Linked DNA regions of Homo sapiens: region 1 is linked to region 2. Evidence: chromatin loops called from intact Hi-C (ENCODE). Cell type or tissue: psoas muscle. All regions are shown on one strand. Each heading gives the region's core, and the rest is flanking DNA. Links, peaks and the distances in the headings are about the cores only.

The links. Hi-C counts contacts between places; a loop is a spot of excess contacts. Peaks named below come from ENCODE experiments on the same cell type or tissue, not always from the same donor. Only the 100,000 strongest peaks of a DNase experiment are listed, where the experiment ranks them.
Region 1: a loop joins it to region 2, with 6 times the contacts of the local background. A loop is called at or near these places in 8 of 110 quality-filtered maps.

The regions. Positions count from the first base shown.
Region 1 is chr15:84,867,150-84,882,595 of GRCh38, reverse strand. It overlaps ALPK3 (alpha kinase 3), which reads right to left. Exons shown (of 14, transcript NM_020778.5): 13 at 15,231-15,279; 14 at 9,117-14,485. The coding sequence ends at 14,140. Among named protein-coding and RNA genes, the nearest start is that of SLC28A1, 9.8 kb to the left of the region's middle. In psoas muscle, for the core only: a CTCF peak has its summit at 3,875 (motif pointing right); DNase peaks (open chromatin) are centred at 3,010, 3,302, 3,895 and 10,205; H3K27ac peaks cover 2,147 bases.
Region 2 is chr15:84,809,763-84,825,208 of GRCh38, reverse strand. ALPK3 (alpha kinase 3) reads right to left here and starts at 7,853. Exons shown (of 14, transcript NM_020778.5): 1 at 7,614-7,853; 2 at 1,841-1,879. The coding sequence starts at 7,756. RefSeq lists enhancers at 5,036-5,565, 5,566-6,097, 8,225-8,755. In psoas muscle, for the core only: a CTCF peak has its summit at 7,972 (motif pointing right); DNase peaks (open chromatin) are centred at 5,598, 6,438, 6,798 and 7,948; H3K4me3 peaks cover 5,709 bases; H3K27ac peaks cover 6,152 bases.

The sequences.
Region 1 (15,446 bases), core at 2,743-10,742, 58 kb before region 2:
CCTCGACCTCCCACCAATCCTCCCACCTCAGCCTCCAGAGTAGTTGGGACTACAGATGTGCACCATACGCCAGCTAATTTTTTTTTCTTTTTTAAAAAATTTCATCCTGGTTGTTCTAATATTTATTTATTTACCTATTTTGTAGAGACAGGGTCTTACCATGTTGCCCAGGTCTAGAACTCCTGGGCTCAAGTGATCCTCCTGCCCCGGTCTCCCAAAGTGCTGGGATTACAAGTGTGAGCCACTGTGCCCAGCCTCATATCAGCTTTTCATATAGTGAGAAATTGAGATAGTTCCTTTTCAGTTTGATCCAGATCAAGATGTTCTGCAAACCAAGGGTCTTAATTCATGTTATGCTATTGGGTTCAGGGGTGATGTCCCTGTCTATTATAGGTTTTATACTAAAGGCTATATCTTCCTTCTAAAGTACACTTCCTCCAGCTATTGGCAGGGGCTGTGGAGACTATTAATTTGGATCTCCATTGCCTTATTGATCAAGTCACAGTTGATAAGCCGATTCGCTATACAGACAAAAATAATTCCTTGATTGTTCCATCTTCTCCCCCTGTCATAGAAGTGGTCTGATGTGGCCCTCACTGAGACTTAGGGCGAAGCCAGATATTTTTACAGGAGTAATCATGAAGAGGACTTAAGGCCTCCTGGCAGGAGCCAGGAAAACAAATCTACCAAAGACCAGCAGGGTCCATAGAGAAGTGCTGACAAGTAGGGCACCACAAATTAAATACAATTGTTAGGTAGAACAAAAACGGACACCTGTGAATGTCACGTCCCATATTCAGACATTGAAACTCTCCAAGCATATCTCGTCCCCTACCCCCCAGGTGGAATTCCACCACTAGTGTCCTGCCATGGAGTCAAAGGCGTGGCTGTGTCTTTCACTCTACTCTCACTGGTACTCTCACTGTTGTTCCTGGATGGGCCTGCCAATCAGACGCCATGACTCACTTGGAAACACTCCTTTCCATTTCACTACACCTGTAGAAGCAAGGTTCCTGATTCCAAGGGCTGCGTCCAATTCCCTCAGTTCTGTGGCCGTGGAGACCTGACCCATCACAGAAGCTCAATACTGGCCAGCTCATGGGCCGGGAGCCTCAGCTGTAGCATTTCCTGTTGGTTCCCATCAGTCTCCTTCCCCAGGGCAGTGCTGGTCCCCACAGGGATGAGAGCTGGAAAGGTAGTACTCAGGGGCTTGGGCAGAGAGCTTTTTTAACCACCCCAACCTCAGGAAACGGAGAGGCACTGGAGCTCCCAGGTTGGAGGGGAAGAGCAGTGTGTGAGGGGCCCTGAGATGGATCCTGTAGTTCCAGGAGATGGTGACAACAATGGTACCAGCTGGCACACTTAAGAGCTTGGCAGATGCCAGGCTCTGTGATAAGAGCCTTACATGCACTATCTCAAGGAACCCTCACAATAACCCAGTGAGGTAGGCATTGGCCACTGTTTCCCCTACCTGTCCTCCATGGGGGAGTATGACGGGGCAGCCAGTACCAGAAAGGGAGCAACTATTGAGAAGCTGGCCAACCTGAGGTAAAGCCAGGGGCCACCGCGCTGCGTGCTAGTATTTGGAAGATCTGAGCTAGCTCTTGAGGTGTCTGCCCCATGTGACCATCTCATCGGCTGCCTGACAGGCAGGATGGATTCTGGACCCCCGCTTGGACTCTACTGCTGGGGACTGTGTTCTCTGGCCAGACTCTGTGTCATCAGGGTTATGGTGTCTCTGAATGACTTCCTGGGTAAGACCCAGTGTGAATTCTGCAAGGATTGATTTACTGGGCAGTCAGCCCCATATCCTGAATAAGAATCCAACTGCTCCAAGGATATACATTTTGCCATGATAGAAAAGATGAGCCCTCATACAGTGGCTCACGCCTGTAATCCCAGCACTTTGGGAGGCTGAGGCGGGCAGATCACTTGAGGTCAGGAGTTCGAGACCAGCCTGATCAACATGGTGAAACCCAGTCTCTACTAAAAATATAAAAATTAGGTGGGCATGATGGTGCATGCCCGTAGTCCCAGCTACTCGGGAGGCTAAGGCAGGAGAATTGCTTGAGCCCAGGAGGCACAGGTTATCGTGAACCAAGATCATGCCACTGTACTGCAGCCTGGGTGACAGAGCGAGGCTCTATTTCCAAAAAAAAAAAAAAAAAAAGAAAGAAAGAAAGAAAAGAAAAAGAAAGGAAAGAAAAGATGAGCCACCAGCATGGTAGCACATGCCTGTGGTCCTGGCTACTTGGGAGGCTGAGGTGGGAGAATTGCTTGAGCCCAGGAGTTCGAGGCTGCAGTAAGCCATGATAACACCACTGCACTCCAACCTGGGCAATACAGCAAGATCCTGAAAAAAAGAAGACAGAGAGAGAGAGAGAGAGAGAAAGAGAGGAAAGAAAGGAAAGAAAGAGAGAGAGAGAGGGAAAGAAAAAGAGAAAGAAAGCGAAGAAAAGAAGAGTCCCAGTGAAATTTCTCTGTCAGCGAGAGCCAACACAGCAGGATGCCTGATGGATCTTATGCAGATTCCTTAGCCTGAGATGGGGATTCTGTTCAAGTGATTTATTGGGGGAGTGTTCTTGGGAGAAGGGGATAAGGGAGGCAGAATAGGGCCAAGGGAAGAAGCAGCAGTGTGGTCTCGGCTGGGGCTTGGCTTTAGTCTGATCCCACAGAGACACCCTAGAGCCCAAACTCTCCCATGGAGTTAGTTCCACTTTGAGGTGAAGCAAGGACAGCCTTTCGTAGCAGTGCTAGTCATGGGCCAAGGATGGGGGCAAGGATTAAGAGTGGAAGTGGGGATTGCCTCCCGGGTGAGGTGGCTTCCATTTGGCTCAGGACAATGCTTCAAAATGTATGTTTTTGGAGCAGTTGATTCTTATTCTCTGAGCGACCCCAGCATGCTTCAGAGAAGGGGCAGCTGTGAGTTGCTACCAACTAACAGCGCCTGGGGGATGGGTTCCCCGCGGTAAAGGGCATCTGGGCAGGGCACCAGCAGCATCCACTACAGGTAGGAATAGATTGCTTCTGTTGGCTGGAAGCCAGGTGCAGGCTCCTGTGGACCACTGCAGGCATGGGCCCATGACCAGGCAGGGCTTCTCCCCCATAGGCATTCTGCCTGCCTTAAAGTGGGTGAGTCTTAGGGAGGACCCTGGCTTTGTCCACAGCTTCATTCCGATGAGAATCTTTATCAGGGGTTTGGTGGAACCAAGGCAGTTTAGTGTGAAACCAGAGTATTTAATTTGGTTAGAACTGTCAGCTGGCTGGACTCCACGGGAAAGTGTCCCAAGCTGGGCCTGGATGAACTACTCCAACCACTCAAAAGCCAGTGGCCAGGCCGAGCACGGTGGCTTACGCCTGTCATCCTAGCACTTTGGGAGGCTGAGGTGGGAGGATCACTTCAGGTTAGGAGTTCAAGACCAGCCTGGCCGACATGGCGAAACCCTGTCTCTACTAAACATACAATAATTAGCCAGGCATTGTGGCACATGCCTGTAATCCCAGGTACTCGGGAGGCTGAGGCAGGAGAGTTGCTTGAACCCTGGAAGTGGAGGTTGCAGTGAGCCGAGATTGTGCCAGTGCACTCCAGCCTGGGTGACAAAGCGAAACTCAATCTCGTAAAAAAAAAAAAAAGTCCAGTGGCCAGAGCGGTTGACTGGACACTACCTCAGCCCAGAAATCCATGTGGTCATGTCCTGTTGAAACTCTACCATGAGGAATGTGTCTCAAATTCCAGGTTGAGGGTCCTTCACCCTTGTGTGTGCTGTGTCCCCTGAGGCCCTTTGGAAATAATGAGAAAGGGCCATCTCTGAACCCCATCAGTTCTGAGATCAGACAGTGCCTCATGGGAAGTGAGTTTCCAGGGCCTCTGGGTGTCAGTAGGGGGCGCCTCCTGTCCAGAGGTAGCTCCAGCCCAAACACCAAGAGCCTCTTCAAGACAGACACTGCCATCCCACTGAATTCCAGACATCTTGCATCCGCCACTGAAACTTAACAACGCAGCTCAGATTTGCCTTGGTTGAGAGGGACCCAATCCACTAAGGCAGCTCCTGAAGCAGAAGGAGGTGGTTGGAGTCGCTCTGCTGGCCTTTCCATTTTAAGAAAGGTCCAAATAATGGACCAGCAAAGGAAGTTGAACAGAAGCTCACCACTAGACAGGCTTGGGGAGACCAGAGCCCAGGAAGCCAGAGGCCAACCCCGTTGTCCCTCAAATCCCACCAATTACAAACAAGTCATTCTTGTTTTTCCACTTCTGGTAGCAACTTCTTTTTTTTTTTTTTTTTTCTTTTTTGAGACGGAGTGTCACTCTGTCACCCAGGCTGGAGTGCAGTGGTGCGATCTTGGCTCACTGCAACCTCCGCCTGCTGAGTTCAAGCAATTCTCCTGCCTCAGCCTCCCGAGTAGCTGGGACTACAGGCACGTGCCACCATACCCAGCTAATTTTTTGTATTTTTGGTAGAGACTGTTTCCCCATGCTGGCCACGCTGGTCTCGAACTCCTGACCTCGTGATCCTCCTGCCTTAACCTCCCAAAGTGCTGGGATTACAGGCATGAGCCACTGTGCCTGGCCTCTGGTAGCAACTTCTATACATAAAATAGATAATAGATACATAGATGATAGATCTTAAAATATCAATATAGGTACTATTTTTATTAATTTACTTATCTTCTATCTATCTATCTATCTATCTATCTATCTATCTATCTATCTATCTATCTATCTATCTATCATGTATTCATTTACTGTTGCCCAGGCTGGAGTGCAGTGGCGTGATTATGGCTCATTGCAGCCTGAATCTCCTGGGCCCAAGTGATCCTCCTGCCTCAGCCTCTCAAGTAGCTGGAACTACAGTCACACGCCACCACACCTGGCTAACTTATTTTTTGCAAAGACAGGGTTTCACTATGTTGTCCAGGCTGGCCTCAAACTCCTGGGCTCAAGTGATCCTCCTGTCTCAACCTCCCAAAATGTTAGGATTGCAGGCATGAGCCATAGTACCCAGCCTTTATTTTCAACTTTAGACATTATCTATTGACTCTCTATATAACAAAGATTTAGCTTTATATTACTATTCTCAGTTCTTCTCCTCATAATATTCCACTGGGGATTAATTATTCCTCCTGTGTCGGCTGGCAGGGCAGAGCAGAGAGCTGGAGGAGCCTGTTTCGATGACATCCTGGAGCTGCCGTGCCAGCCCTGGGTGGACCAGGTACAGATCTCCTACTGCCTACAGACTTCATCCTGAGGAAGAAATAACTTTGTCTTATTTAAGATCACTGTCATTCAGGGCTCTGTGATTTCCTGTTGTGGCTGATACTGGCTGATACACACTGCTCTTACGATTTTTGCAAATGTTCTTCCATGACCTGGCCCTGCCTCTGAGCCTCGGCTTGCAACACCTCTTATTCCCCAGGTACGAGCTTCCATCCCTTGCCTCTCAGTAACCAGGCTGGAAGCTCTTGCACCAGTTGTTTCCTCAGCCTGGTATGCTCTTCTCCTTCCACTTCCTCTCACCAACATCCTTCCTCCCATCTCAGCTCAAATGTGAAGGCCGGGCGCAGTGGCTCATGCCTGTAATCCCAGCACTTTGGGAGGCCGAGGCGGGTGGATCACTTGAGGTCAGGAGTTGGAGACCAGCTTGGCCAACATGGTGAGACCACATCTCTACTTAAAATACAAAATTAGCCGGGCATGGTGGCACACGCCTGTAATCTCAGCTACTTGAGAGGTTGAGGCAGGAGAATCACTTGAATCTGGGAGGTGGAGGTTGTAGTGAGCTGAGATCGCACCACCGCACTCCAGCCTGGGCAATAAGAGCGAAACTCCATCTCAAAAAAAAAAAAATGTCAAGCCTCAGAGAGGCTCCTAAGCCCATCTAAATTAGGTCCCGTCCCCGGCTGGCATTATCTCCTATTCTTCTGCTTCACAAGACTTCATACTTACATATTTGCCATTAATACATTTTTGCTGTGTTTTTAAATGTTTGTCTCCCCCACTAGACTGTAAGCTCCATAAGGGAGGAATCTATGTCTGTTTTGTTCACTCTCATGAACACAGCAAATATAATAGGCAGTCTATAAATATTAGAAAAAAAGGATTGTAAAAAAAAAAAAAGAGGTATCTTAGTTCAGAGAGGTTAAGCAACAAGCTCAAGTTCACACAGCCAGCAAAGCAGGATTTGAACTGAGACTTGTCTGACTTGTCCTAAGCTCACCAAATCTGAGAATTTGCATTTTCTTGAACCATTCCCTTCAGAAGAAGAGGAGAATTGACTATCAGGTAAACACAGTGTCCAGTCTATTGGATGATTAAATTTCTCATTGAAAAGAAATTTTAATTTTTTTTTTTTTGAGACAGAGTTTCTCTCTCTTGCCCAGGCTGGAGTGCAGTGGCACAATCTTGGCTCACTGCAACCTCTGCCTCCCAGGTTCAAGCGATTCTCCTGCCTCAGCCTCCCGAGTAGCTGGGACTACAGGTGCGTGCCAGCACGGCCTGCTAATTTTTGTATTTTTAGTAGAGACGGAGTTTTGCCATGTTGGCCAGGCTGCTCTCAAACTGCTGACCTCAGGTGATCCACCCACCTCGGCCTCCCAAAGTGCTGGGATTACAGGCATAAGCCAGCGTGCCCGGCCAAATTTAATTTTTTAAATAGAGACAGGGTCTCAAACTCCTGGGCTCAAGTGATCCTCTCACTGAAAATTAGCAAGGTGAGGGGGGAGGAGGGAGGGATAGCATTAGGAGATCTAATGTTAAATGACGAGTTAATGGGTGCAGCACACCAACATGGCACACGTATACATATGTAACAAACCTTCACGTTGTGCACATGTACCGTAAAACTTAAAGTATAATTTAAAAAAAAAGAAAATTAGCAAGGTGAATTCTTCATGCTTAAGTTCCATTTTACTGTAAATTTAACCAGAATGAGATAGCCTCCCTGAGTGATCAACTCAGGGGTATGGGAAGTATCAAGTTACAAAACTAAAACCCAGACCCTGCCCTGGGGTAAATTTATCAATTTAGTGCCACTCATCAAGGCCTCTTGGGTCCCAGCCTGAAGGCCTCTCCATGGTGATAACCCTTGTGCTGAGAGCCATCTTTCACATTTCCAGTGGCTGCTCTCTGGGGTCGGAATGAGCTAGGACTCTCTTACTTCGTATTCTGTGCTAACAGTTTTCCCGGTAACATTACCACCCCCCTCCGGTTTTTGTTTTTTTTTTTGGTTTTTTGGTTGGTGGTGGGTGGGCAGAAATCACCCCTCTTTCCCACAGTACCCCTGCTGCCCCAGGCCTCAAGGATACATGTAACTCAAGCCAGGCCAATCAGATTCTCTTTCTTGAGTAGAGACACACAGTAACAAAAGGCAGTTGGGATTGAGTCATGAGAAGGGTGCACTTAGGGTGATGGTCAGCAAGTTCCTCAGGCCAAAGTCCTCAGAGCTGCCCTGGTTACCATTGTACCCTAGGCTTGTCATTCAATTCTTCTTTCAGACCAGTGGGTTACCCTGGCATCCTTTTGTTCTTACTTAAGTTAGAGCCAGTTTATTGCTGGCAGTCAGAGAACCGTAACTGATGGTGACATTCATAGGGAAGATGTTAAAGGACATGGACTCTCTCCTTTTCCCAGGAAATAAGAGGGGTTTTTGGAATTGGTTATGGAGGTAAGATAGGGTGAAGAGCATTGAAACTCCTGTTCCTATTCAGGGATGGGAAAGTAGCAGCCTTTGTACATCACTGGATACTTTTTAAAGCTAGACGATGGGGTGGGCACAGTGGCTCACGCCTGTAATCCCAGGACTTTGGGAGGCTGAGGCAAGCGGATCATTTGAGGCCAGGAGTTTGAGACCAGCCTGGCCAACATAGCGAAGCCCTGTCTCTACTAAAAATACAAAAAAAAATTTAGCAGGGCGTGGTGGTGGATGCCTGTAGTCCCAGCTACTCAGAGGCTGAGGCATGAGAATCACTTGAACGCAGAGGCAGAGGTTGCAGTGAGCCCAAGAGTGCGCTACTGCACTCCAGCCTGGGTGACACCCTGTCACACATGCAAAAAACGAAGCTAGAGGATGATCATTAAAATCCTCCCACCTCAAGGCATGGAACGAAATTCAGGACCTTTCTATTACTGGGTAGAAATTCCCTTATGGCTTGGAGCCATTGAGTTTGTTTAAAAACAAACCCAGAGTCTGATTCTGCAAAACTGCTAGATTCACCACCAATCGAATTCATAACCTCATTCGGTTTCAAAAAAAGGTGGCATCCTGTCAGCTGGATTAATGACATCTGGGAGTATTCAAAGGACATAAAAAGGACAACCCTCCAGAAATATTTCCTTCCTACCTCCACTACCAGGAAAGGTGTACCTCTCTCTTGCAGAAGAAAGCAAACACTTTCCCCATCATTCTCAGCAAAATATCACAAGGACAGAAAACCAAACACCGCGTGTTCTCACTCATAAGAGAGAGTTGAGCAATGAGAACACATGGACACAGGGAGGGGAACATCACACACCGGGGCCCGTCAGGGGGTGGGGGGCTGGGGGAGGGAGAGCATTAGGAGAAATATCTAATGTAGATGACGGGTTGGTGGGTGCAGCAAACCACCATGGCACATGTATACCTATGTAACAAACCTGCACGTTGTGCACATGTATCCCAGAACTTAAAGTATAATGATAATAATAAAAGAAAGCAAACAGTTTCCCTCCTGCCCCACACCACATGTTATACCACTAACCAGAACCCACACTTAGCATAAGCCAGGGGATGAGAGTCTTAATCAGATCAGGAAAGAGAAGAGTGATATTCTGAAGAAACTGCATGAACTGGCAAATATATTGTCAAAAAATATAGGGTACATTGGTGGACTTTTTTTGTTTTTTGAGACAGGGTCTCACTGTGTTGCCCAGGCGGGAGTGCAGTGGCGTGATCTCAGCTCACTGCAGCCTCCGTCTCCTGGCCCAAACAGTCCTCCCACCTCAGCCCCCTAAATAGCTGAGACCACAGGCATGAACCCCCACGCCTGGTTAATTTTTTTTTTTTTAATTTTGTAGAGATGGAGTCTCCCTATGTTGCGCAGTCTGTGGTGGACCTTTTAAAGGCTGTATGACCAAGATATAATTTTGGTTCAGGTTGTCTTTATTGATATGTTCACTCACCAGAGATTCTACATTCTACGTAAAAGCTCAAATCGCCAGATACTGTTATTACTATTTTAGGAGGGCTTGGCTAATACAAATCTGGACCAAATGTTGGCCCATGCTAAATTATATCAAAAGACCAAACATCCAAGAAAGGCAGGAATTCAAAGATTTCAGAAGATAAAAATGCTTGATTGGGTCCCTGGCATGCACCCAGCCCATCAACCCCCTCACTGCCCTCTGGCAGGACCCAGAAGATGAGCTCCCTTCTTGCCACGAGAAATACATTCACGAGGCTCTGCTGATTTTCCTCTCTAGGCCTGGGAGGCTGCTTGAAAGAGCTGCTGTGAACGTGGGCTCCCTGATCTCAGCAACAGAGATAGACAGAAGGAACAAAATAGGGCGCTCATCGTAAGGGATAGGGCATGGAAACCAGACCTCGAGCTGTGGGTCCCAGGAATGAAAAAGGCCAGACGCCCCTAAGATATGGCCTAGTAATGACCTTAACTAAAGACTTCTGGGCCAACAGTTCTGTCTCAAGTGCCAAGGTAAAGTCAAGATCTCCCACTTGATTTCCAGACCTTAAATGGAGAGGAAGTCAAATGTATTTTTGAAGGAAAAACTTATTTTAACACTTAGATGCATGTTGTGAACCTTCCTTGCAGCCTTCCCCAAAGAGGTCTGTATCCATTCATCTGGGACTACAGAAGGGACGGGAAATTGGCAGCTGCCCAGTGCCTTGGTCAAACATATGTGAATCAGAGTGGGAGATAAATCATGTGAAAATGCCAAGGTCTGCCCCTTCTATAAAGTTCTGGGGTTGAGGGATCTGTTTGAGGTCAGAATGTTTCCTTCACAATGTAGGACAAATGACTGTATGTCGAATCCCTCGCCACTAAGGCCTAATTCCATGCAATTTATGCCACTTTGGGGCATCTTGTTCTAACCCATTTACCAACTGACCTAGAAGACTGCCAGCTTTGGGGTGGGCCTAGAGCAGGCGAAGGCATTGCAGCTGGGAAAGTCTTTTGTGCAGCCGACGCTGCCATCAGGCCACGTGACCTGGCAGGTCAATGGTGCATGAGGTGTCTTTCCATGGGTGGCATACCGCGGAGCCATACATAGCTTGCGGTAAGTCCTGACAAGAAAATATGATACGGGAACCCAGGATTTGGAGCCAAGTGATGCTCTGGCCAAAAAGTAACCATTATCCTTGTACAAAATGCCCTTCTGGCTCACCACTGGGCTCTGGGAGAGCCTGAACACTTGGCCCTGGCACACTTGGTGGCCATGCTGCCCCTCGTAGTGTTATCTGACCGCCTAGCCATAAAGTCTGGCATGGCCAGTGCGTTCCATTATCAACGGTACACTGTCGCTCCAGGCTAAGGCTCTGAAGGCACCAGTGGGTCGTGTGTGGGTAGCTCACTCACTGTCCAGTGTTTTCACCTGTCTACACCTGTGGCTCTGAGAGGGGCAGTAATTTGTCTTGGCCCTTTTGGGCCCTTGTTCTGGATTTGGATTTGCTTTTCTAACCCATCATGCCTCTCCTGCCATCAATATCCATGGAATTCTCAAATGCCATAAACATCATGTGACCTCCTCACATACTGCACCCAACCAGAGAATTCACTTTACAGCTAAAAGAATAGTAACGGGTTGATGGGCAGGCATTCACTCATCTTGTCAGGAACCCACAAACCAGCAGCAGCTGTCTTGAGAGGGTGGTGAAATGGTTTGTTGAAAATTCAACTATGGCACCAGAAACAACACCCCGAGAGGCTGGGTCAGGCCTGCAGGAGGCAGCATGCGCTTGGAGCCGGCAACCATACCTGGCGCTGTTTCTCCTTCAGGGATAGGACGCAGTGTGGACATGGCCCTGCTATTGCTAGATCTCAATGCTTTTCTCATACCCGAGGTTTAGGTTTGGGACTGGGCTGGCGTGGAGAGTTTAGTCCCCCAGCAAGGAGCACATCCTCAAAGACGTAGTAGCTATTCAACTGAACTGGAAGCTGAGGCAGCCACCAGGCCACTTCAGGCTCATTATAAAGAAGTCATCGGAGTATCTAGAATGATGAACCCTATCAAGGGAAAATATGATTGCTGCTACGTAAAAGAGGGCAGGAGTAGAGATGGACATGGGGGGATTCCTGGAGTTTGTCCTGGGACTGCCAGTCCAATAGTAAATGCCTGTCACACAGGTAGGACCACTAATGAGCTTCAGAACTGAAGGTTTGGGTCCCTCCACCAGATCAAAAGTCCATCATCATAAACATGAGTTCTCATGACCAGTTCTAGAAATGGACTGTAGACTTTACCCATTCTTCCATTCTTGCTGGGTTATACAATTTTGGTTGAATATGGTTAATTTTACCAGTTAATCTACAGGTTGTAGAATTTCAAAATGGAATTGTGATAAAACTGAAAGAGGGAGATTATCCCTAATGACACTGGACTTTGGAGAATAGAAGCCGTGTCATTACCCCTGGAATTCGAAGTTAGATATGATCTTGAATTCCCTAAGCAGAGAGAAATGTGGTTTTGGTTACCTGTGGGAGAGTCGTCATACGTGAGATGGGAGAACAGCACGTGTGTTAGAAGCATCTTCAGGGTTTACCTACCAAACCCTTTCCACCCTTCCGTACTCCACCATTCCATGTGGCAAGAGTCCGCATCTTTTGGAAGACTGCCCCCCTCCCACTCTATGAAGCCCTGAGCTCCAGGCCAGGTTCTTTCACTTGGAATTTGAATCTTGAGTGGAAGGGGACCCACTAGAACCAATGGCAAGTTGGTGTTGATCTGCCAACCGCAGCAGCTCCTGGGAGGCAAGCCTCGTAGTTGCCCCAGCTCCCACCCTTCCCAGGGCCAATTAATTGTTCAGCTATTCTTTTGGTTTTGTGAGCTATCCCAGCATCCTTCCCATGAACGCTTTTTCCTTGCTTAAGTTGGTCCAAGTTCATTTCTGTTGGTCAAAACTCAAGAATCCTAACAAGTAGTCTCTCCTGAGATGGCCTCATACATCTTTGCCTCCAAACAGCTGCCAGCCCAGGGTCTGGCATAAAGTAGCACTCAGTATATGTCTGCTGAATGAGTGGGTGAATGAATAAATGAATGAACAGTACTCCAGCTCTCAGTTCACCAAAGTAATCTGGGTATACAGGCTGGGAGAGGTGGGGACACACTGGGGCAGAAGATGTGGAGTCACCTGAGCACAGAGGAGGTAGAGAAGTCAGAGATGTTACCATAGAGGGGAAATGTTAGGCAAGGGGAGGTTCCGGGTGGGGGTGGGAATGAAAAGCTTCTCTGCAGCTTGAGAAGCAGGAAATGGTCAGCAAGTAGCTGAGAGGCAGGTGCTGGTGGGCTCCTGGGCTGGTCTTGCTGTAGCCAGAGACACAGGGCGTTTCCAGAGCCCCCAGCTCTGTGCTTCCTTCCTGGGTGGCTTCCTTTGTGTTCCTCTTCTGAATGAAGAGCAATTCCAAAGGCGTAAGTCCCCAGACACCCTGCTAAGGGGTACACACCAGCAGCTCAGTTGTGCAAGCAGCACAAGCTGTCTTTCTGTGGCCACAGAAGGCTGCGACTGAACTTCGGTCCAGGAACCAAAATATAGATTCATTTTTCCAGTGGGCCTGGGACTACAGAATGCCCTCAGAGAGCCTGCCTGGGAGAGGGGGACCTTGACTCCACAGACCTCCAACCACACCAGATGAGGGCAAGCAGGGCACACAATGCTGCCTTTATTGCATTCCAAAGGGAGTAGGCTAGCTGCAGACCTACCCCATCCCAGGCCTCCAGGAGGGATGCTCTGGAAGGATCCAGGCTGCTGGGTCCTTGGGAGCCCATACATGAGGACCCAGAGCTGGGGCCCCAGGATCAAGAGCGATGGTTGGAGCAGGGGTCCTAATTCCCAGGCACAGAGACTCCCCTCCACCCAAGTGCATGGATAGACTGCATCCCTCCTAGAACACCCAAGTGTACTCCCCATGGGGAAGGGACCTAGCCCTCCACTCCTGGTTGAGAGGGGATGTGAAATTCACTGTGACCCCACCTCCTTTCAGTATGGAGTGCAAGGTCTCTCAGAGTCAACACCTCTCTCTGGCTACAGCTGCTGACACAACCCTCACACCAGCTCTCACCTCATGAGCAAAGAGCCCGAGAGAAGTTGGGGAAGAGAGCACTGAAGTGGGGTGAGAGGCCAGAGGGTCTGTTCCTCACCTGGGTATTGGTGGGCAGGGAGTGGGGAGCCCTCAAGCAAAGGGCCATGTGCAGAGCCATGAAGGGCAGGCAGCAGGCTGCAGCTGGGCCCCAAGACAGGGATGTGGCGAGGGGGTACAAGGGAGCATGGGAAGCAGGCGAGTGAGTGAAGGGGGAAGAGCGTGAACACACATCAAAGGCCACTGCACAAGGACATGACAGGCTCTGGAAGGGCCCTGAGCCCCATCTGGGCTCAAGGATGGTTAGTTGCAGGATAAGCTGAGATCAGTGAGCGAAAGTAGCTGGAAGGAGAAGATACCCTGAGAGTCACCAGGCCAGACCAGCAGAGGAAGTCTGGATCCCTGAGGACAGGCGAGATCAGGGCCAGGCAAATGCAGGAGGGTAAAAGTTGGCCTGCATGTCCTCACTCAGATTGTAACATCTGCTGCTGGACTGGGCTGGGGCAAGGGCTTGGGGTGCAGAACTCATGCAGAGGACTCAGGGGAGCCTCCAGCAGTGGCAAAGTGTAAACTTCAAGGAGGGCCTAGGTTGCCAGGCACTTGGAGGTGGGGACTGCTTGAGGCCCGGGAGCCCTGGGTGACAGTGGCACCAGAAGAGGCCAGTGGGCTATGTGCCATGCACCAAAGCCATCTGATGACGAGCTGATTCACGAGAGCCTGCTCAGAGAGGTCCCCAAGTGGTGTCTCCTTCGTGCACCTTCTCCAGTTAGTTCCATATTTGGAAAGTCTCCATCCAGTTCAAGCTGCTTCCTGGTTGGTCTGCTGCTGGGTGGAGGCCCCCAGCCTCTGCGGAGGCTACCGCATGCCCTGGGCCTTGGAGCCCTCCTCTTGGGTGGGAGGCTGTCCCAACAACTGAGTGGTGACTGGCTCTGAGGCCTGAGGGGTGGCCTTGGAACTTGGAGCACTCTTCCGGGTGCCCTGAGGACTAGGGAGGCCTTTCTTCTGGGGCTGAGGACTCAGCTGGGAGCCTTTCCTGCCAGCAGATGGACTCTTAGAGCCTTTGGCTTTGGCTTGGGGGTGGGCCGCCTCCGGGCCCTTGAGAGGTGTCAGCCCCAGCAGCTCACAGTAGGCATTGCACTGGTGGGAGGAGGCGAACCGGTCCAGCAGGGCAGGGAAGCAGCTTTCCTTGAGGCCCTGGTATCTGCAGCCAGACAGGAAGAGCTGAGTGGGGGTCCCAACCAGAGACACAGTTCCTTGGGGGGCGGACTCTGGGGTGGCCATCATCAGGATGTCGTGCTCAGGGTACATCCTACCTTATCTGAGGGTGATGGGGACTCTCCCTTGGTGCTACCTCAGGTGGCAGCAGCCAAAACCTCAGTTTTTCTTTTTAAAAAAATAGAGACAGAGTCTCTCTACTTGGCCCAGGCTGGTCTCAAACTCCTGGGCTCAAGAAATCCTCCCTCCCCAGCCTCCCAAAGTGCTAGGGTTAGAGGCGTGAGCCACCATGCCTGGCCCAAGGCCTCAGTTTTAAAACTGTGGTCTCATTACACCCTGACACATGGAATCCATCACGCAGGACTTTAAATGGCATAAGAATGGCTTAGCTTCTGAACATAAATTGGAGCAGACTCGAGGTCCGCACTCTCATCACAGGACCCTTACTCATCGGCACCTTGGCAACCATCCTCAAGCGAGAGGGGAGGAGTATGTGAGAGCTCTGGATTGCAGGGGACCCCATGTGTGGCATCAGTAATAGCTGCCACACCAGGCCAGAGATAAGGGGTGGGGACCAGTAGCCCCTAGGATGTTACCACATGGCCATGGGTGTGTCTGGGACCACTTGGCCCCAGGCCCAGCACCTCAGGGATGGAGAACCAGAAGGGCTTAGGACATTTTACACCCTGAGAAGACGCCCAGAGGGCATTCTGTCCCCAAGAACCACTCACCCTCGGAGTTTGGTAGCAATCTGCACATCAGTCATCTTCCAGTCAACCCCTGAAAAGAGAGAAAGTTGGGAGTTGATGCCAGTCTGGGCTGGCTCTAAGCCCCCACATCTCCAGCAGGAAGATATACTGGGTGGCTTAGAACCATGTCTCTTCCTGCTGGAGACATGGGGGCTTAGAACCAGCCCAGGCTGGCATCAACTTCCTGGGTGTCAGTGC
Region 2 (15,446 bases), core at 3,052-11,051:
GAGATGCCTCAAAAAAAAAATAATAATAAAATAAAAACAAGTAGTTATTTTACTTCACCATTCTTTTTGAATGGAAAAGAACATATCTTCTCAAACTTTCCACATTAGGTCCTAAGCTGTATTATAAAAAAATGTTTACATTAGAAAATAAGTAACAGCTGAAAGGGTGGCTAGCTGAAAGCCTTCTCTTTCAGGGAAGTGGGTTTGGGGTACATTTGGAGGCACAGGGAGAGTCACTGTATATACTGTCATGTTCTGCTGAATGTCATACAGCTTCTCGTTGCCACAAGCTTTCTGTCCCCGTCCTCCAAACCATTCGAATGTGGGATGGACTCTGAGTGTGCTGCACCCTATACCCTGGAAAGCCAGGAAGTCCACACATCTGGAAATGGTCTTGTCCAACCCTGACAAGTCCTTCCAACTCCATGACTTCACAAGGATATCACAGACTAATCATATGTCTCTAAAGAACACCAGAATCATTGGTTTTCATGATGTTCAGTGGAACCTAACCTCGCCCTTAGGTAAGGTTTGGTTTGCCCAGGTCGTCTCCTGTCAACGCTTACCACACTCCACTTGGAATTAGTTGTGATATCCTCAGTTCCACCCATGAGCCACACAGAACAAAGTCTCCTCAGTGTTCATCCCCATCAAGGACCATGGACATAGTAGTTGCTAATCATGTCTGTAAACATTAGCTATTTAGAAACCAGTTAGCTATTCTGAAATCTTTTTCTGTGTGAAGAAACTGTAGCTAGCTCTCCCCAAAACTATCAGAGTCTGGGATGAGGCCCAAGTGGTGGGAAGTAGCCAGGAAATGTTCCCATTTTGATTGTAACAGTCAGTTCAGCCAAGGGTAAAGAGCTGTCCTCAGTTCAGGAGGCAAGAAGACAGTCATTCACCCAGCAAACCTGGACCATGAGCCTGCCCAGACCTTGCCCTGACTCTGCAGCAGATTCAGAGAATAAGCTATGCAGGAATACATTAACGTGGTATTCTCTGATCTCACAGAGTTCACAGTCTTCAGGGATGGGGAGGAACCAAAGGAAAGGAAAATTCAGAGAAAGAGGAGGTAAAAGGAGAACTTAAATGACTGCAGAAAAAAATTTTAAAAGGCAGTTACCATGGTTAGAAGAAGATAGACAATAAGGTATCACACCTAGGTATGTGGTTACAAAAAACATGAAAACCTAGAATTGGGGCCAGGCACAGTGGCTTACGCCTGTAATCCCAGCACTTTAGGAAGCCAAGGCAGGAGGATCCCTTGGAGCCAGGAGTTCAAGACCAGGGAACACAGTGAGACTCTGTCTCTACAAGAAAATTTTTAAAAATTAGCCAGGCATCATGGTGCATGCCTGTAGTCCCCGCTACTCAGAAGGCTGAGGCAGGAGGATCCCTTGAGGCCAGGAGTTCAAGGCTACAGGGAGCCATTGCACTCCAGCCTGGGCAACATGACAGAGCAAGACCCTGTCCCTAAGAAATAAAAAACCTAGGATGGGGAAGAGGTGGGTCATGTGACATGACTCATGGCTCTCTGTTCTGTTCCCATGGTGTCTCCTAGGGACACAGAGATGTCATTGCAGGCATCTCAGAGACCCCTGCCCATATTTCTATTCCTGAGATCCTGTGCCCATCTCAAATGGCCCATGCAAGCATCAACTCTGGCCCCCTGTGAGAGCCATGTTCACCTGAGTACCTTCTTGCACTCTCCCCACCCACCCTCCAGCTCTCCCCTCACCCCATGCAGCCTGGTTAGTGCACGAGCAGACACTCAGTGGCCCCTCAATGCCCAGACCCAAGGAAAAAGCAGTCAGAGAAATGTAGTGCAATATGCATTTACCTTCCAGAGCTGGGGTGAGACAACCGGTTGCTTGATAAGCTAAGCAAAAACAGCAAATGGAATCATTAGGCCAAAAAAGCAAGAAGGAAGTAGGCGAAATCAACAGTCGCAAACTATTAATCGGCCACCATCTGGGGCCCAGAAGCCTTTCTATTAAAAGGGACCAGCTGTCTTAGTTGGCCTGCTCCATTTAGCAACTGGCCTGACCACCGGACACCAATGTATCTGAAACCAAGAGCTCATTAAATGCAGCAGAGTCCAGGAAAATGGTTAGGCAGGAAGGAGGCCCTTTGGGGCTGTGCTTTGAGAAAGGTGTGTCCCAGGCATTTGGGTCACTGCCCCCAAGAGGGAGGCTTACAGCTGCCTGGCATGTTTCCCCACCCCACAGCACACCAGCCTGGGGGCAAGCTCCTGCTTCAATTCTTGGCCTTTGGGAGAAAAGAGCCCCATTCCTGGAAATCCCCTGAGAGGCTAGGAGAGACAGGTGGCTTGGAGAACACCCATCATTAATATGTTAAAGTATGGTTAAAGAGGCCACACAAGGCAAACCAGCTGGGAGAGTGAAAAAGAGAAAAACAAGGCAGTTAATTCAGCAGGAGCTGGGAGGCACCCAGCTCCATGGTCCACACAAGGCCCATTCTGCCTGAGGCCCCAATCATCTCTCTTGCCTGGGGCAGCTAGGAAAGGCCACTGTGTAGGGCACTAGGATGAGGACCCACACAGGACCGCCCCTTAGTGGAGTCTAGCCCACTTACTATGAGCCAACTGTTCCCTCTCCCTCCTCCTTTCCTGATACAAAAATCTCCAGTGGGGACCTGGATCCCAGCTCCTTGAGAGATGTCAGAGGTCACCCCATCCACACTCCCTTCGGCTGTCCCTATCATGAGAAGAGCTCTCCCTTCCTTCCCAGCAGCCCAGCCTGTTCAATGGTGCTCACGGTCTATGTCTCTAACCATAAGAAAGCTCTATGAGGATCCCATCTCTTTATAACCACAACACCAAACCCATCCTTTTCCCTAAAACCTGGCTTCACCCCTAACCCCGGGCTCCTGGGTTGGTAGATACCTCCAGCATTCTCCCAAACTCCTAAGCTCAAAACCTGCCATCTTGGACTACTTCTTCTCCAACCCCAAATCCAGTCCGCACAATTCTTGGCCCTTGTTTCTCCCTTCCTCTCTGCTCTTGTTGTTGCACTACAGTCTAGACCCTCATGGCTCCACATTTGATGACCACCTCAGCCCCCTCTCCTTAACCCCTCATATAACCCACTTCTCTAACAAAATGCTGCAGTCCCCCAGTGTAGAGGACGCTGAGTCTCCACTCCTTAACTGGGTTGGTAGGGCCCTCCCTGATCTACTCACACTCCCGCTGCAACCAGATTCCCTCTACTTCCCAATGCTCCGGCGCCACCACAGCCAGGCCTGTCCCTTATCAGCATGAACAGTCCTTCCTGACCCCTGAGCCTTCCCTTTTGTCCTCCCTGTTTGGAAAGTCCTTCCTCCCTCCTACTGCTCAACTAAATCCTGCCCATCCAGCCTTCAAACCTAGTTCTTGTAGCTTCTGTGGCTCCTAGTGCAGTGCTGCACAGACGATGGGTATTTAACTGCTGTTCTATAGAAGGGAGAGAGAGAGAGAGGAAGAAAAAGAAAGAGGAGGAAAGTACAGTGGGGGACCTGGGGGAGGGAGAGAGGTCAGGGGAGAGAAAGGCATTTTTCAAGCAGGAAGGGTGCTGCCCCCGAGAGGGAGCTGCTGCTCCAGAAAAGATGGAAAGGAGCGTGCTAGAGTGCAGCTGCCTCTGCTCAGAGCTTTAAAAATCCTCTGGAGGCCGCGTGGGCAGAACCTCCCATGGTTCCAAGGCACTGGCCAACTCCATCCTTTCCTGACCATAAATTTCATTTGTCCCTCTCTTTCAGGATTGGGAGATTTCTTCTTCTTTGGGTCTGGACTTCTTCCCTGGGAAGGAGAGGGGGAGAGTTAGCTTTCTAATTCAGAGAGGAAAATGACAAGTTCCACCTGCATGTTGGTCAAGAAGTGAGCTGGGACAGAGGACCCCTCCCCCAGCTCTGCTGCTCCTGGACCAACCGCCCTGCCCTCTCTAGGCCTCGCCCTTACATTGTTAGTCAGGTCAGGAGAAACCCTGAACTAATGGAGGCACCTGGTCTTCAGAAGGTGGGAGACCTGCCTGTGCCCTGCTGGCTGGGCCACAGCTAGGCTCAGGGCTGTCACCCAGGCAGGGGAGCTCCCCATTTACTGCCTCTGAGGGGGAGCTGAATGAGAGGCATCAAACATTGGGGCAGAAAAGCTTTAAAGAGTTCTTCGTGCCACCTTCATCTCACAAAATGGGAATTCATACATAAGCAGAATAGAAGAAAAAAAAAGGGTTGGAGGTGGGTTGGAATTCAGGGCCCAGAAAGGAAAGGTCTCCTCATAAAGGAGTGAAGTTAGGACTGAGCACAGTGGCTCATGCCTATAATCCCAACACTTTGTGGGGCTGAGGTAAGAGGATCGCTGGAGCCCAGGAGTTCAAGATCAACCTCGGTGATATAGCAAGACCCCATCTTTATAAAAAATAAATAATTAAAATCTAAACCGGGCATGGTGGCTCATGCCTGTAATCCCAGCACTTTGGGAGGCCGAGGCAGGCAGTTCACCTGAGGTCAGGAGTTCAAGACCAGCCTGGCCAACAGGATGAAATCCCGTCTCTGCTAAAAATACAAAAATTAGCCGGGTGCGGTGGCAGGCGTCTGTAATCTCAGACTACTCGGGAGGTTGAGGCAGGAAGATCACTTGAACCTGGGAGGCGGAGGTTGCAGTGAACAGAGATCACGCCACTGCACTCCAGCCTGGGTGTCAGAGCAAGACTCCATCTCAAAAAAAAAACACACTAAAATAATAAATACATAAAAGAGTGAAGTAGGCTACGGAAAACTAGAACTGACCACGAAAGCTGGGGGCCTCCATCCCTCCTGGCTTTCATCTAGTCTGGGACATAAAAGGCCTTTGGACAGTCCTGGCCTGATACCTCAGGTTCCCTAAAAGCCCTAGACAGCCTGGCTGACCCATGCTGAACAGCAGAGCTTGTTTCAAAGCTGTCTGTAGTAACATCATAGGTTCTGTGACTTCTCTGAGCCCACCTGGACCAGGGCCTCCAAGAATCCAGGGGGCAGGGGTTTCTGGAACTTCTGAGTGTCCCATAAAAGCTAATTAATCATAACTGCTTCAAAAAAAAAATCAAAACTGCTTCTACTCAATTTTGGCCCCTTAACTTCTCTAGCCTACCCACATCTCACTGTTCTATGGGGGTGAGGTCCTAGATGCCGGGTGACCTGGGGGCTGGGCCTACAGTTTGGTGGGACTATCTGCATGTGAGACCTCTGACCCCAGTGGGCATTGGAAATATTCTTGCACCGACATGGACTGGAAACCCTTTCAGAGCTGTGGGACAGAGAGAGGTGCATAGGGAGATAGGTTCTGGGCCATCCACCAAGGCCTCTGGTGTCCATCAGCTCAGCTGTCCATCAGTTCCCAGGGGTAGCCCCTCCTCACAAGGGTCCATGAGAATGATGCCTGGAGAGCTCCATGACACATCTTTGTGAAGGTAGACCCAGAAGATGTTGGAGCCAAGAGTGAGTGGGGACAGAACTTGCCTCTCAGTCAGGACTCTGGCATAGTCAGGGCTCAGCTGGGCTGGAGCCAACATAGCTGGCAAAATTCTCGAGGGACTGTCTTTCTCCCTATCTCTAGGGAGCTCTCCCCACCCCCACAGGCAGTGAGGCTGTTCTGAGGGACAGCAGACAGTACGGTGGCTCCCTCCAACACAGGTCAGGCCTTACTAGAGAAGCAGGAACTGCCTCGCCTCCTCCACTCCCCACTGCAGCCCCAGTCACATTCTCCCCACTTTGGCCAAAGGCTTTTCCAGATGCCTGATAAATCTGGCTGTCCTTGTCTCTCAGAACCTCTAGGGGTCTGTGGCTAGCCAGCAGGAGCAGTAAAAAACTCTGCAGGGGCAAAACACAGCCCAAAGTCCAAAGCTTTCTCCCACTCCTGCTGTCCTGCCCCCTCCAGATACTTGATGAAAGAGACTCCTTTTAAGAACATTCCCATTTAGGTCCAAAGGGACTTAAGCCAGCCACTTCTATCCTGCCTCTAGCTCTCAGGCTGGCACAAGCTTTGTGCTCATGAGGTGTACAATTAACATTTATCTATCATACAACTGCTCAGCCAGGCAGCAGCACTATGTCCATTCTCCAGCCCTTTTCCTAAAAGCCCAGATCCCCTGCCCTCCCCATTCTGCCTGGTTTTCAAGGCACTCTTTCCTCCCTTCCTTCATTGCTGCTGTCTCCAAGAAGGACCCTGGTTCCGCCTCTTCTGTTTGTTCCACTGGTATTGACAAAGGCCAAACACAGGAGGCAAAGCCCAGACAAGTCACTGTGACAAATGTGAGGCTCCCACAAGGGAGTCAGCTTCTCTAAGGACTGGAATAAATGTCCAAATTTCATTCTGGTTTATCTGTAGAGCCAGGAGTAAGAAAAAGGGGTATTCTTTCCTGGCAGCCAGGGGCCTTGTTGAGTCTGACTCAGTCACTAACATCAGTCCTCAGCCCTGCCCCAGACATGTGACACCATTTGACGAGTTTTATGCAGAAACCGGTTCCGGTTACATTTGAACTTTCCCAACTCCAAGGTCAGTAGGACTCAGCCAATTCACGAGGAAGTGCCCAGGACTTTTCCTGAATGTCCTCGATGCCTGTTTTTATGCTGTTTTAGGAATGGAGAACAAGAGGTCTCTGGACAGCCTCTTGGAGGAATGGCCGTTTTCTGCATAATACACAAGTCAAGTTCTCAGGCTATGAAACAACCACTATCTCAACACATTTCCCTTTGGAAAACAGACTCCAGAAGTGAAGGGAAACTGAGCTGCCCACAGGGGGCAGGAAGTGTCTGTCTCCATGGCAATGCGCCTGTCCACGTGTGCCTGTGTGCCTTTGATTTCCTGGATGCCTGTCTATTGTCTTTGTGTCTTTATATCTGTGGGTGGCCTAGCTGCTAAAACAAAGCTTCCACACCTCTTGAACTCTTGGAAGACCAGTGAAGGGCTCATCAGTTCCACACCTCCCTTGGCATTTCACTTCCCCAAACTGGACAGGGCACTTGGCTCCCTCAGAGCTGCAAGTCCTTAATTCCCAACATCTCCAGACAGTACCTCATCCCACCCCCTATCTCACCAGCCCCCACTCAGGTCCTGGGGAGGACCCAAGTCCTCGGCCCAGTAGAGGAACCTTATTTACAAAGGTTTATTTCTTCCTGGAGAACCTCCCCACCCTGAGCTAAGCAGCTCCTACTCTGGGCAGCCCCCCAGCACCCTCTCCCTGTCCCCACCAGTGCTCTCCCCCTCCCTTCCTGCCAGGGAGGAATTTCAGCCACTCTGGCTTTCCTTATCGCTAGCTGTGGAATCCCAAGCCAGGGAGTAGCAGGGTAGGGGGCAGGGGAGATAAGGAAAGCCTTCAGACCCCATGAAATCACTCCAAAGTGGAGCCTTTGTCCTCTCTTGAGCCTCGAATTGCCAGAGGCCTGAGGCGCATGGATCAGGAGGGGTCACAAGGGGCTATGAAAGCCATTCCAGCCCGGCCATGTCCCCAGGCCCTGGGCCTTGGGGCTGAGAGGGCTCGAGGGCGCAGGCCCAGCCCAGGCCTCCAGGGGCCAGGCCGCCCTCACAGGGACTGATCCCAGGGCATCGCCGGCCCGACGCCGCCCTGCCCCTTGGTGCCACTTACCTGGTCTCGGGCCGCACGCTGAGCAGGTAGCTCCGGCTGGCTGGGCTGGGGATCCACACGGGGCCGTCGTCCTCACCGTCGCCCCCCGCCCCCGACCGCCCACCCGCGCCCCAGCCCCGGCTGGGGGCCCTCCGCGACCCCATGGCACCGCCCTCCCCGACCGCCGGCCCCGCACTCGCCGCTGCCTCGCCTGTCCTCCAGGCCCCGGCCCCCGGGCCCCTGCCCGCCGCCGCCGCTCCCGCCCGCGGCTGACGCGCGCCCCTATTTATAGCCGGTGGCCGGGCCGTCGTCACCTGCTGCTGTCCCTCCCCTGGCCTGGCCCGACCCGGGCAGCGCGGCTTGGAGACGCCGGGGGGCGCCGGGGCCCATGTGCCCGCCCCAGGGCCGGCTCCGAGTCCGCTCCCTTGGCGGCCCTGGTGTCTGCAGTAGCGCCGCGTCTGGAGAGGCCCGGGAGGCCTCGGGAGGAAGGCGCAGCGGGTGTCCTGGTCATGGAGGACAGGCCCCTTCGTGGAGCTCCCGGGACCCGGCTCCCGGCCGGCCTGCTCATGTCCCGTGTGGCATATGAGGGGTCCACGAGGCCTGGCCGGGGCCAGGGGAGCCAGGTCAACCGCTGGCCAGCTTGGGCTAGACCGCGGGAGACCAGGGAGCCAAAGAACCAGCCCTCTTCCTGGCACCAGCCGTGACTGACCCTCGCCTTGCCTCGCCAGTGGCTGTTGGCCCAGCACATAGACAAGCCAAGCCACCTCCATTAGTGACCTGAGTCCCTGGGAGGCCGGAACCCCGTGGGATCTCTCTCCTGTCTCCCCCAACACCCCCAGTAACTAGCATAGATTAGGGGCTCAATTAACACTTCTAGATCACTCCTTCGGCCTCCATTTCTCAGCACCAGAGGGGGAAATGGGCTGAGTCCTGATACCCAGAAAAATAATCAAATCATGCAACAATTTCCAAGAACTAGTGCCAAGCACTGCCGAAACCTGGTCTAAATATTGGAAGTCCCCACAGACTTTTTTTTTTTTTGAGACAGAGTCTGGCTCTGTCGCCCAGGCTGGAGTGCAGTGGCGCTATCTCGGCTCACCGCAACCTCCGCCTCCCGGGTTCATGCCATTCTCCTGCCTCAGCCTCCCGAGTAGCTGGGACTACAGGCGCCCCACACCACGCCCGGCTAATTTTTTTCTTTGTATTTTTTAGTAGAGACGGGGTTTCACCGTGTTAGCCAGGATGGTCTCGATCTCCTGACCTCGTGATTCGCCCGCCTGGGCCTCCCAAAGTGCTGGGATTACAGGCGTGAGCCACCGCGCCCGGCCGGAAGTGCCCACAGACTTTTTTATCCATCCTTCTTTCTCCTATTTTCCTGAGAGCATCCAGAAAGTACCTGAAGCTAAATGGCTGTAATTGTTAGAAAGTGGGAGCAAAGGAGTCCAACCCTTCTGTTTTCGAAGCTGCACCCATCCCTACTCCTTTTGGAAATGGCTTTCCCCTACTCCGTGTGGTTCCAATGGCAACTACCTTGTTCCCACATGATCCCACTCCTGGCCTCAGCTGACTGCCATCAAACTCAAGCCAGGCTATTCACGGTACCCAATCTCCCTGACTATAGACCCTGGCTGTGCCAATAAAGTTCTTCTCTAAAACATTTTTAACTGGAATTGGGAAAGAAAACCAGACCCTCTGTGGTGGAAAACTGAGCTGTGAGGCCACAGCTGTCAGCAGCCATGTTTCCTGCCCTGTAGAGTAAGCCAGTTTACAGTGAGGAATAAGGAAGCTAGCACAGAGAGAAGCAGAGGCAAAGGACACAGGGTCCTGGTGGCTTTCAGGTGCCCTCGTTCAGGTGTTCCTGGGTTCCAGCTTTGTCCCTGGCCTTCCTGCAGGTTGGCAGTTCAAACTTTCCTTGGAATCTGTGTACCAAAAAAGTTCTCCCTTTGCTATTTCCAATTTAGGCTTCTGTTGGTAGAAGTATCCTGACCAATACTAATGTGTTCTCTCCTAGTGATCCCAAATTCATCTCTTGATCACATGTCCCCATTCATTCTTGCTCTTGGCTCTCTGGAGGTGCACAGAATCTTCAGTCATCTACAGGGTAGTCTTTCAAATATTTGAAAACCCACTTGGAGTTCTGGTTCATTTGTTTAAATCGTGTATGCTGGTTCAAGCAGCAGAGAAAAAAAGGGGGTGGGTGGGAAAGCATGTGAACACTCATGGGTCAGGTTAGGGCACAGGTGCTAGAGGCCGGGGTCACAGGGTCTCTGCCTGCAAGAAGCTCACAGTCTAATAGGTGGGACAGGCAACATACGATGCAGGGGAAAACATACAATTCTAAAACTATGTATAGGGAAGCACCAAAGTACAGAGAAAACAGTGGTTAGTTCTGCCTGTATTAGGACAGTTTTACAAGGAAGGAAGTAAAACTTGAGAAGGATTTTGTAAATTACGTAGGTCCTCGCCAAGTAGACTGTTATGGGTGGGGAGCAGGAGGAACCGAATATTCCAGATAGAGGGAACAGTACGTATAAAGATATGGAGGACTGACACAGCCCGGTATGCACGTCACTTGAGTATGAAGTCGACAGGAAAGTAGAGAGAGGATGACGAGGCAGGGGCTAGAGCCTTGAGACCTTGCCTAGCACAATGGGGACTCTGGACTTCCCTTCCAGGCCATTTCTCATACGACAATGGATATGGTGCCACTAGTTACCCATTCCAAATTACCAATTTCCTCTGGAAAATGTGGCCCCTGCAGAGGTTAGACCATAGCAACCTACAACTAAATTCGCACCTATATTAAGGGTGGGTCTGGGCTCCAGACATTAACAACTTCCCTGACAGACAGCCAAATTATTTCACTGACTCAATTTTTCATTGAGCCTGTGAGTTTTCAACAAAAACCACTGTTCATCAAAGTCTTCCCCACTCCTAAAGTCTCTTTTATCCTAAGTATACAATCTTACCTGTTTTTGGGGTTTTTTTTTAAGTTAAATCTCATCTTCCTACTCTTATACTTCCTTTCCTTCTTGTCTGTATCTTTTTTAATTCTGCCCATCATCCAGTGCTAACCTATAGGAGAATCTATCCTTCCCATTTTTTTTTTTTATGAGACAGGGTCTCACTATATTGCCCAGGCTGGTCTTGAACTCCTGGGCTCAAGCGATCCTCCTGCCTCAGCCTCCCAAAGTGATGGGATTACAGGCATGAGCCACCACATCTGGCCAAGATTTGGAACCCAGCTTCCTGCTATCTGCAAATTTAACAAGAACACTTTCTCTGTCTTCAACCAAGTTCAAGATAGGGGTCAAGCTGAGTAAGGAATGTCAAGGAACTCAGGGATGGAGAAGTCAATAATGCCTTTCCTTTCCAAGTTTACAGTCTAACAAGAGAAAGAGGACATGGAAAGTGGTGTTGTCTAACAAGGACTAGGCTAGGAGTCCAGAGACTAATCCTACTCTTCCACTGAGCAGCTGTGTGACCTTGGCCGAGTGGCTTGCCATCCCTGAGCTTTAGCTTTCTCCTTTGTAAAATGGAGTGGGGCATTCCATTTATGATCCTGAAGGTCATAGCCATTCATTCAGCAAGTATTAACTATTACATGTGAGGCATTATGCCAGGTGCTGAGGGTACAGAAATGAATAAGTTATAGTCTCTGTCCTCAAGAACCTCTCAAGCCTGAAGAGAGAACAATTAAAACAGAATCATTACAAATCCTGTGATAGAGGTTTGTACATGGTGCTAAAAGAGCACAGAAGAGTGCATGCCTTGGTTCTGCATTAGGAAATAATACAGGCCAGGCACAGTGGCTCACATCTGTAATCCCAGCACTTTGGGAGGCCAAGGCATGAGGATTGCTTGAGTCTGGGAGTTTGAGACCAGCCTGGGCAAGAAAGTGAGATCCCATCTCTACAAAAAAATTAAAAAATTAGCTGGCCATACATCTGTAGTCCTAGCTACTCAGGAGGCTGAGGTGGGAGGACCACGTGAGCCTAGGAGTTGGAGGCTGCAGTAAGCTGTGATTGCACCACTGAACCCCAGTCTGGGTAACAGAGAGAGAACCTGTCTCAAACAAACAAAGTAAGCAACACAGTACAAGGCAGTCAGTGTTTGCCATGTACTGAGGAAGCACTGTAGGAATTTGTTATTGGTGCCAGGATCCCATCTTCCAGTTATTTTGAACTTCCTGGGGCCCCAGAATAAACTGGGTACCTATAGTAGGAAAATCTTGGGCCTGTTTTTGTGTTAGTGAACATATTCAGTGCAATAAAGGAAGCTGCTCCCTGTTAGAGAATGGCGGAATCTCCCAGGACGCTTAGATCCTACTACATCAGTCCCTCTGAACAAGGTCTGAATGAGTTTGAACATGCCTTTTATTTTAATTTAGTTCCATCCCTTCCCCTTCCTACCCAGCCCCCTCTCTTCCAATGCTAACAAAACTCAAAGGGGACAATCCATCCTCCTTTGAAGCATTGCCCATGGCATGCATTACCCAATCCTTAACCCCAATATTATTAGCCATCACATTCCTCATGACCATTCACCTGAACTGATGAAAAACAACAGTCACCTCACATTGAGTGCAACCATGGCAGGCTGTGGTCCGTTACCATCATCCTAGCCTCTCTGATGACAGCCAACACCCTGGCAGAGGTCCAGTGACCTTGTCTTCACAAAGAACTTCACCCTCACTTACCTTTCACATCTCAATCAAATGCCCACCACTTGAACCTTGTCACCAGAAATTTCTCGATTTTTTTTTTTTTTTTTTTTTGAGACGGAGTCTTGTTCTGTCGCCCAGGCTGGAGTGCAGTGGCGCAATCTCGACTCGCTGCAAGCTCCGCCTCCCGGGTTCTCGTCATTCTCCTGCCTCAGCCTCCTCAGTAGCTGGGATTACAGGTGCCCACCACCACGCCCGGCTAATTTTTTTGTATTTTTTAGTAGAGACGGGGTTTCACCTTGTTAGCCAGGATGGTCTCGATCTCCTGACCTCATGATCCACCCGCCTGCGCCTCCCAAAGTGCTGGTATTACAGGCACGAGCCACCGCGCCCGGCAGAAATTTCTCTACCTCTAAAATGTCAGCTCCCCTGTAGCCTCTATGATCTTGAGCTCCTTCCTGGGTGACTTCTCTTATCCACCCCCACCTCATCCCCATACACACAAGAACACAGTGCAAAGTGGACAATAACGTCAACTACACCTTCCTTAGGGAACTCATTGCACTTGCCCTTCACCTTCTACTAAATTTACCCAGCAGGTTCCTAACCTGGGATTAGGTTGTGGGCTTCTTCTTGCTCCAGGGTTGGCCAACATTTCTGGTTTCCAGCCTAAGTCCAATCTCAGGCAGCGTGGCAATCCTTTTACATTCTCCCAAACTGACCTTTTCCTTTCCCTACAGCAACTGTTCCAAATAAGATTACAATCTCCCCTTTGCCTTCCTCACTTGTGATGGTCAACTGTTCCTTCAAAATACAGGGGAAAGTGAGACCATTGGGCAAGAACATCAACTTTAAAGGAGGACAGGCTGTCTATATCATCCCTGTGTCACACTAACCTCTGCTTCCTATATTTGCTTCCCTTCCAAGGCTCTCAAACTTCTGGCCTTCTCAGCAGCCCTACTGTAACAGCTCTCTGCTTCCCCTGCCTGGCCTCCTTCCCTCCTTCCCCACAGCCTATGAGGACAATCAAATGTTTGCTTCTAAAGTATTTACCCATTTTTTTTTTTTTTTGAGACAGGGTCACTCTGTCACCCAGACTGGAGTGCAGTGGTGTGATCATAGCTCACTGCAGCTTTGACCTCCTGGGCTCAAGTGATCCTCCTGCCTCAGCCTCTCAAAGGGCTAGGACTACAGGCACACACCACAACACCCAGTTAATATATATATTTTTAATTTTTTGAAAAGACAGTGTCTCTCGATATTGCTCAATCTGGTCTCAAACTCCTGGGCTCAAGCGATCACACTGCCTCAGCCTCCCAAAGTGCTGGGATTACAGGTATAAGCCACCATACCCTGCCAACCCCATCTTTCAGTTCACTACCAAACTTCTCAAAAGAGCCCAAGGGGAGCCAGTCACAATATCAAGCAATAATGGGTTAACAGAATTGGGTTATGAAGTTGCAAACATTGGCCTCCTGAACAAGGTAGAAGCAACCCAATGAGTAGAGCTGAAACATAAGGTCAGAGCCAGGCCCACCCAATGACAGTGGCCAGATGCCAGTCCCTGAGGGTTAACGTGGAGCTCCTGGGGACCACAGCTGGTCCTCAGGCTTGGGACAGAGAGAGACTAAGGGGAGACACATGTGGTCCCATCTGTGTGGAGGAGAGGAAACGGGGGGCGGGGAGCAGGGACTGATCACGGTTGGCAGGAAGGGCCATCATTAAGTAATCCCTACACCTCTAGCCTCTCCCTGCCACTGCAGGGCCTCAGCACTGTCTAGACAACCCTGGTGGAGGGGCCCTAGCCTGTGCCTGCACATCTCCAGGGCGTGAGAATGTGCTACTCCTCCAAGCAGCCCATTTCATTTTCAGGCAGATTTTCCTTTTATTCTGAGTCAAATTTTGCTCTGGAGCCACACAGATGTCTAGACTCCTTTTTGATATGATAGCTCCGCAAAGACGTGAAAATACTGGTCATGAAATACCTCTTTTCTTGATGAAACATCAAATTCCTTCAACAGCTCCTTGAACAAAATGGCACTGAGAGCCTCAGGCCATGCAAGATGTTCCTCTCTGGATGCATCTACTTTGCCAATGTTCACCTCAAACTCCTGTGCCATGAATGGTCATAGTTCACACGAGCTTTTTAGAGCAAAGTACATTATAATGATCATCAACTTCATTCTGGTCAGAAGACTTTCCAGGTCTTATTTTGCTTCTTTGGCACCCATGTGGACTCATGCTGAGGTGGCCTTCTCCACAAGCTGTGGCACAGGTCTGAGGTCAGGGGTCATTGAAAACTTCCTTATGAAGCATCATTGGCTTCCACTCCAGTCCTCAACGCTCCTCAAACCACATCTCAATGCGAGTCATTAATAGCATGGTAAATTAATCAAATACCTATCCAATCCCTCCAGTTTCCTCTATTTTTCCTTCGCTTGATTCCACTCATTCTAAAGTCTCAGCTCTGAGTTCAACAAAGCCCAGTTCTTTCTGCTGATCCTGCCCTCCCGTGGGAACTTACTGCCTTGTGCTACAAGCTGCCCTTCCTGCCAGCTGGTCTGCAGGGCTCTTTGCTGCTTGTCTGACCTCCCTCCAAGAGCTGCCACAGCTCCCAGCTCAGGCAGCTGAGCCTCTATTCCAAGAGGGTGGACACTCCAGGTCCTACCGCTCTGGGATGAGCTGGCCACTCTGGCATGCTTCTATCCAGGGACTGGATAGCTGTGTGGCCACAGCTGTGCTTGGGTAAATGGACACCAATTAAAGGATTACTGGCAATGAGAAGTCAGTCCTGATTCTCATTTGATTGGAAAGGGAATTTGGGACTCAATGATAGAGCTGCCACAGCCACGTGTCTTCCCCAATCCACCTGCTCTGATTCCATCCAGGACTGCCACAAATCTAGGCATGTCCCAAAATAAAGCAATCATTAGATAAGAGGATAAGTGTGTGGTCAGGGGCCAGCAATTAGTCAGTTGGGCCCAGTATATAAACTCCCTATCTTCAACTGAACCTAGAAAAGGCTCTTCCCAGCCCAGGCTTCTCCTGGTCTTCTTGCAAGGTAAACTAGTCTTTTTCCTCCCTTTCAAGTCTTTGTCTTTTTCTAAGAAAGTCTTTGAATCTCAGCTCTCCTTTTCCTCAACAGCTATATCTTCTCATTCTTTAAAAAACTTTTAATACCGGCTGGGCGT